2 separate regions of the Homo sapiens genome follow, and region 2 is linked to region 1. Evidence: chromatin contacts called from ENCODE Hi-C data. All regions are on one chromosome and are shown on one strand. Each heading gives the region's core, a stretch centred on a gene start or an enhancer-like site at or near the end of the contact. The rest is flanking DNA. Distances are from core to core; before and after follow the strand shown. Region 1 has its middle 74 kb from the start of CRAT37. Region 2 overlaps SLCO3A1 (solute carrier organic anion transporter family member 3A1).

Region 1 (3,573 bases), core at 536-3,035:
TGTCTGCTTAATAAATGCCCACTATTTTTACCCTGTGAATTAGGTATTTGTTATCTCCGCCTTGAAGGTAAGGACATGAGGTTGCACAAGGTTGAGTAATGTTCCCATATCTTTACCACTAGCAAGCAGTCACTCCACTATTAGAACCTAGTTCTGTTTTCCTCCAAGTCCTGTGCAATTTCTTCCATGTAAAAAAAAAAAAAAAAAAAAAAAAAAGGCTGGCTAACTAAACACTTTATGAAAAATCCATACAATGTGGTCATGGGGTAAATCCAAAAAGCAAGCACTAGGAAAACCAGCATATAATATTTTACTTATAATATAGACCTATACTTGTGTGAAAAGTGCAGCCAAACGACTGGAGATAAGTAAGCCATTTTCTTAACAAGAGTTGCCTCTTGGCACTGGGCTTACCCAGTGGTTTCTCTGGAACTGGCTAGCAAGAGACTATTGTTAAATATTTAGAAATGTTGAGAGCTAGTTGTTAAGCTGTTGGTAGCTTCAAATTGAACACAACTGAAGTATTTACACCGTGGAAACTGGCAAAGGCTATATAACCCAGGCTCCCTCCCTACTGCCCCAAAAGCCAGCTTACAAGCATATTACTCACTTTTCAGGCTTTCCATGCTTTGGGTATTGTGTTTTGTATTTACCCCTTTCTACTATAGCATAAATTAGCTCATGACCAAGAAAATAATAAATCCAGCAATGAATTAAGAAAGAGCAAAATGAAACTAAACTAAACTTAAATGAAACTAAACTAAATTAGCTTCCAGAAAACCTGTAGATGATCTGAACTGGCTCTCCCCCATTCTTGCTGCTACGGTCTAAATGTTTGTGTCCTCCAGAAATTCATATGTTGAAATCCTAACTCCCAGTGTGATGGTATTAGAAGGTTGGGCTTTTGAGAGGTAATTAGGTTATGAGGGTGGAGCCTCATGAATGGGATTAGTGTCCATATTGTGTCTCTGGGCCACAGAAGCCGCAGAGAGCTGCCTTGCTCCTTCTACCATGGTAGGTCACAGCACGAAGGTGTCATCTGTTAACCAGGAAACAGATCTTCACCAGATGCTGAATGTGCTGGCATCTTGCTCTTGGACTTCCCAGCTACCAGAACTGTGAGAAATAATAGTTTTTGTTTATAAGCCACCCAGTGTATGGTATTTTGTCATAGCAGCCCAAATGGACTAAGCCACTTGCTATTTTCTTTGAACTCAGAGTTGGCTGTTGGGTCAAAGAAAGACATGAAGCTTCGTATGTGTTCTCAGGGTGCAGCACCCTGCTGGTCTCTGCCTTAGGGAATGTGTGTCATCAGCCTAAATAAAGGAGAACAGCTGTATGTGCAAGGATGTGGGTCACATGGCACATTTTCCCAGAGTTCTTTTTGGAAACTGAGCCATCCTTTGGTCACAGGTGGTCTTACAGTAACTTGGGTGGCTTACAATTTCTTTATTGCTTTGCTTCATTCTATAAATCTAACTCCAAGGAGGACAAATGCTAGATTTAATAGGATATGTAAGATATAATTAACCTCCTCAGCCTGCTCATAGAAGATGAACAGTGAAGTTGAATTTCTCTGCCTGAGCACTGCAGAGGCAGAAAAAGACCACCTCCCTGCAACCTGTACATATGTGGTTATACTTCGCAGGTGCACACCGCACATACCATTAGGCACATGAAATTAGAGACACACTCAACAAAGTGCTCTATTCACCTGCCACAGTCTTGACATCAATATCATTATGAGCACATAGCTTTGATGGGGGTGAGCCGAGACTGTAATAAGACACCTATTGCAACTGTGGAGTAATATGATAAGCAGACCAGATAAAACAGGCAGCTTTCAATCCAAAGTCCAGAAGGGCACACAGAGACTTTTTTTTAGTCTCTTGCCTGTCTGGTCTGCTGAGTCATGGTCCTAACTTCTGTTGTTGGAAAAGGGAGCTTTGTATCAAATTATCCTTCACCCAGGGAGGCAAAACAGCCCCGTTTGTCCTGGCAAATTTCCTCCTGTTTGAGTCACTGAAATTAAACATTGAAAAGACCTATTATTTCCTCTGTCCATCCTCGGGGGAGTGATATAAAACAGATTCTTATATTCATTGCCTCTGTTTCTTCCTCCATCTGATTCTAATTAAAATAGCTGAGAAAATATCTATGGCCTAATTCGGAACCAGCAGAGCATAAGAATGATGGCTGTGCCAAATCAAATCAAGCAATATTTATTGAATAGCTCCACTCTTTGTCGAAATTCTTCTTAGCAGTTCTACTTCCTCAGCTAACTCACTGTATCCAAAATAGCATAGCTTACTGATTTGGGTAAATAAATAAATAAATAAATAAATAAATAAATAAATAAATGTAATAACAGATGCTATTTGTTGATCATATGTTTTGTGCCTGCTATTAGGCTATGTGTGTTATATTCATTATCATTTAATTTCCTCTGCCTGAAGCGTAGCTATTATTCTCCCATACTATAAATGAGGAAACAGAGACTCTGAGGAGTTGAGTAGCATGGTAACTAACACCATGTCCCTTCGCGGGTCATTCGTAGTCAGAATTCACCAAAGGCACCCTTCTAATACCTTGCCATGATGTTTCTCCACACTAACTTCTTTATCAAGATGATTGGATCCACTCCTCCATCTTATTTTCAAAAATAAATTTGAAAATTTCATATGCAGTTTTGGTGAGAGAAATGGAAAGACAAAAATCCGTGGAGAAAGGAGCAATTTGTGAAATATTCAATCCAGCTCGCACTAAACATCACAAAAGAGAAATGCACACTCTTTTGTGCATTTGAGTCAACTTTGAGTTAGTACATCGGCCTTAGAGATTTAATGCACAGTAGCCCCTTGCACACTGAAAAGGCTGGGAGGAATTAGGTGTCAGCCTTCCAAGACTGCGGCGCTTACCTGAATCATACAATGCCAGAGCTCATATGTCTAGCCATTTTCACTGGAAACGAACATAACAATCTGTCCCTTTATATGTAATTGCCTCTATTATAGCATGATGTTTCAAGCAGAGCTCCACAGAGAGAAAGGGGAAATAAAACACTTTGTTTACACCCCTGGCAAACAAAAATGCTTTCCAAACATTAGCTTTGTTCTTCCCGTTAAACACATATTTTACAGCAAATTCTTCTTGTAAGTTGTTTTCTCCAACGTGCAGGTCAATAAATGCTCTCATTATGGAATTCATCAGAGGATGATTTGTTGAGACATTAATCCAATTCAGCAGAGTCTCCTGAACAATCTCCTAATGTTTACAGACTCTTACTTTTTTTAAATTTCATGATCAAAAGAGTGTAGCAAATGCTACATATTTATTATGCTCTTTCTTTCTGTGTGCCAAAGGTTAATCACACAGTAAGTCTGAAGGCTCCATTTCCCTGATTCCTTTCAACTTTGAGTTAGTACATTGGCCTTAGAGATTTAAATCAACATCTCTCAATTGGAATTACCCCCCAAATTCCATCTGAGCTTTTTTGATTGCACAGCCTTTTTGCTGAAATCAATGACAAACATGACCTCGAGATGAGCTGCAAAGAACTCTGTAGGAAAGATT
Region 2 (3,611 bases), core at 761-3,260, 550 kb after region 1:
CCTCCAGTCCAACTAGAAGCAGAACTATAGAAAAAGTCTCAGGTCACGTACTATGACAGAAGAGAGAAGGTGAAGGATGAGAGAAAATCTAGGAAGGCCCCTTGGAGGAGGTGGTATTTAAGGCAGGCTTTGAATGGAGGATCAGTTTTTGATGCACCGCTAGGGCCCTGGAGGAGAAGGAGAAACTGGGTTGAAGACCAGCATAAGCAAGGCCCATGCCCATACCAGACAGCAGTAGGGGCCATACTCGGTGCCCCAGAGGCCACACGGGGTACACCAGGCAGAGTTCTGTGCTGAGTGCTCACACTCGTGGCGGCATACAGTGCTGCTTTGGCTGGCTTTACGAGAGATTTGGGTTCTGTCACCATGCTCAGTGACTTTGGTCTGGCCACATTTGGTGAATGGCTGCCCCTCCACCTTCCAGGGTGAATATCAAATTGTGTCCATATTCTTCCTTTAGCCCATGTGCCCAGATGCATTTTTTTTGGGCGGGGGAAGGTAGGTATTTTTCATTTTTATGGATACATAGTAGCTGTGTGTGTGTGTGTGTGTGTGTGTGTGTGTGTGTGTGTGTGTGTGTATGGGGTACGTGAGATTTTTTGACACAGGCCTACAATGTGCAATAATCACATCAAGGTAAATGGGGTATCCATCATCACCTCAAGCATTTATCATTTCTTTGTGTTACCGACATTCCAGTGATACTCTTTCAGTTATTTTTAAATGTAAAATAAATTACTGTTGACTGTAGTCACCCTGTTGCAATATCAGATACTAGAGTTTATTCATCCTGTCTATATTTTTGCACCCATTAACCATCCCCACCTCCCCTGCCCCCTTCCCAGCCTCTGGTAACCATCATTCTACTCTTTACCTCCCAAATGCATTTTGGGTACCAGCTATTTCTTTGGTCAGTGCTGGTACCACTAGTGGTGCTTTTTTTTTTCTTTTTCTCCTTTTTTTGAGACAGAGTCTCGCTCTATTGCCCAGGCTGGAGCGCAGTGTTGTGATCTCGGCTCACTGGTGCGATCTTGGCTCACTGCAACCTCCACCTCACAGATTCAGGCAATTCTCCCTGCTTCAGCCTGCCTAGTAGCTGGGATTACAGGTGCCCACCACCATGCCTGGCTTTTATATTTTTAGTAGAGATAAGGTTTTCACCATGTTGGCCAGGCTGGTCCCGAACTCCTGACCTCAGGCGATCTGCCCACCTCGGCCTCCCAAAGTCCTGGGATTACAGGTGTGAGCCACTGCACCCAGCCCACTGATGGTGCTTTTTAATGAGAAAGTCTGGTCAAGGGCAGCAAGGGCAGAGGCTGGTTCTAGTCCAGGATTCTCAACCTGTCTGCAGGTAGAATCACCTGGGGACTTTGGGAAAAGCCCATTGCCTAGTGTGTCTTCCAGACCAGCTTCATCACAATCTCCAGGAGTGAGACCTAGGGATTGGTGTTTTCTTTTTACAAGTTTCTGAGGTGAATCCAATGTGCAGCCCAGTTTGAGCCCCATTGATGTATCTGATCTAAGAGGTCAACAGGTGCAGTAATGTGGGGAGGGGCACATATGCTCTGGCTCTGTCATGTACTGTGTGGATTTGGTAACATTAGTGTTTGGTTTTGTTTGTAAACTTTGTGATGGAGATAATTCTATTACACAGTGTCTAACACCTAATTTGTGCTCAATAAATGGTCACCTCCTCACCGTCTCCTTCCCTGTTCACCTCCTCCTCAGACATAAGCAAGGTCAGTTATGTAATGCTGGCAGGCTGTTGGCAGCAGGCACCAGATAAATGTGTATTGCAGGTTTCCTGCTGTTTATGGATCATGTTTTATTCATGCACATATGATGCAGAATGCTCCCTCTGAGGGGAGAACTTTGAGCCTGCAGATTTAAGATGTGGCAATACATTTATATAAATTGAGGAGACGAAGGCAAGTGGGTGATGAGAAACGCAAAGCCCTGACGGAGGGTTTCACAGGCATTTAGGAAGTGGAGGCCAAGGATGTTCAAGCAGCCTGGAATTGCTCTTTTTCCTAGGTCAGCACTGCCCTCTAGTGGGGCAGAGTCACAGCCAACCCGCGTTTCCTCCTCACTCCTCCCACTTGCGAGAACCATCTAGGGTTAAAATTACTCCAAGTCCAGCCAAAGAAACAGCCTAGGGAGACCAGCCATGCACGCCCCCATTCTTGGACTCATTGTTCCTGAAACACAAAGATAATTCTAGAAAGCTTCTATTCATGCCAGATATCAGAAGATTTGCATGCATTACATATAATTCTCACTGTTCTACAAGACTGATAACCCTTCTTCCCAGACTCAGAGTTGGGAAGTGAATCTTCCAGAAATTGAGAAATGTAACCAGGATTCCAGCCTGGTAGGAATCAGCCTTGGCTGATTCTCACGCCTTCACCACTGTGCCGTGATACCTGCTCTTTCTCTAGGAACTAGGTCCCGGAGTCCTGAGTTAAAATCCACTTCCACCATGTACAAGCTGTGTGACCTTGGTGCAGCTGACTGATCTCTCTGCGCTTCTGTATTCTCATCTACAAAAAGAGTCTCATAAACTCACCTTATCAAGGCATAGTGAGAATGATTGACCTTGAATAAATCAGAAGGGGCAGAGAAAGAGCTGAAGAAAATGACTGCCTCTGGATGGTAGGAAAACTGTGTTTTCCCCCTGCTGAATGCATTACTTTTATAATCAGACGAAATGATCACTTTCCTTGTAAAGAGGTAGAAGCCGTCACCCGTGTGTACCAGCCCTGCGAGATATTATAGGAGAGACCGTTTTCTTGTTTCCTCGAAGTTGAGTCAAGCAAATCTCAAGATTCCTCTAAAGAAAACCTCAGGCTTCCCCCAAAGGGATCTCTCATTTTGTCAAGTACAGAACCCTCAGCTCTGCCCTTCTGCTGCCCAGCTAGCTTGGTGCTGTCTCTGTCACTGCTAAGAAGTCAGGACTGACTGTCATGTGAGATCTCACTGTCCTCAGGTGCCCTCCCTTCCCACGTTCAGGAAGGGATCTGAGCAGAGGTTTGAGTGCAGGGCAGCGTGACTCCTGGGTACAGTAGGTTCTCCCTTCACCACTCTCCCAAGGACAGCTGAGAAGTGCCTGGTCCTTGCAGTTCCGTTCTATCAGCACCTGAAATTCTATTGCAATAGATAATTGTATTCTTCAGAAGTATGTTCTTCAGAGAATCGTATTTGTCTCTAAGCTTTCTGTCATTAGGAGAACTGTGTTGGGATTTATTAAAAATTACTCATAAGAAATAAGCCTTGTGCATAGAAACAGACGAGAAGGGAAGATCTAAATGCATGTCAGTGTTTCTGGGTGGTGAGAGATGGTGATTTGTGCTGTCATCTTTGTAATAATGATTGCTAAAATTTATTGAGCACTTACTGTATGCCAGGCGCTGTGGAAAGCCCTTGTGAGGCACTAATCACCCAAACCTCAAAACAATCCTGCGAGGTGGGTACTGTTAACCTCACTCACAGGTGAGAGTATGGAGGGCCAGAGTAGGTAAGTACCTTTGTCAAGGTCACACAGCCAGTGACTGCAGACCCTGGCCATGCAGCTCTAGGGTCTGTGTTCTTGGCCACTGTGTTATTCTGCCTCT

The links. A loop is a pair of places that touch in the nucleus more often than their neighbours do. Pooled maps may share reads with other maps.
Region 2: a loop to region 1 is called in a map of Calu3, with 5 times the contacts of the local background. The contact joins two enhancer-like sites. A Hi-C loop is called at or near these places in 13 of 168 maps with a recorded cell type or tissue (CD4-positive, alpha-beta memory T cell, Calu3, IMR-90 and 9 more) and 21 of 50 pooled maps.

What each region holds. Positions count from the first base shown.
Region 1 is chr15:91,535,091-91,538,663 of GRCh38, forward strand. No RefSeq gene overlaps it. Among named protein-coding and RNA genes, the nearest start is that of CRAT37, 74 kb to the left of the region's middle. Within about 2 kb of position 1,786, at least 7 of the 41 ENCODE cell types and tissues checked have a DNase peak (open chromatin) inside an H3K27ac peak, as active enhancers do; they include dorsolateral prefrontal cortex, where a contact is called at or near this core.
Region 2 is chr15:92,080,406-92,084,016 of GRCh38, forward strand. The region is part of intron 2 of SLCO3A1 (solute carrier organic anion transporter family member 3A1); the gene reads left to right. Among named protein-coding and RNA genes, the nearest start is that of SLCO3A1, 230 kb to the left of the region's middle. RefSeq lists an enhancer at 1,942-1,991. Within about 2 kb of position 2,011, at least 3 of the 41 ENCODE cell types and tissues checked have a DNase peak (open chromatin) inside an H3K27ac peak, as active enhancers do; they include dorsolateral prefrontal cortex, where a contact is called at or near this core.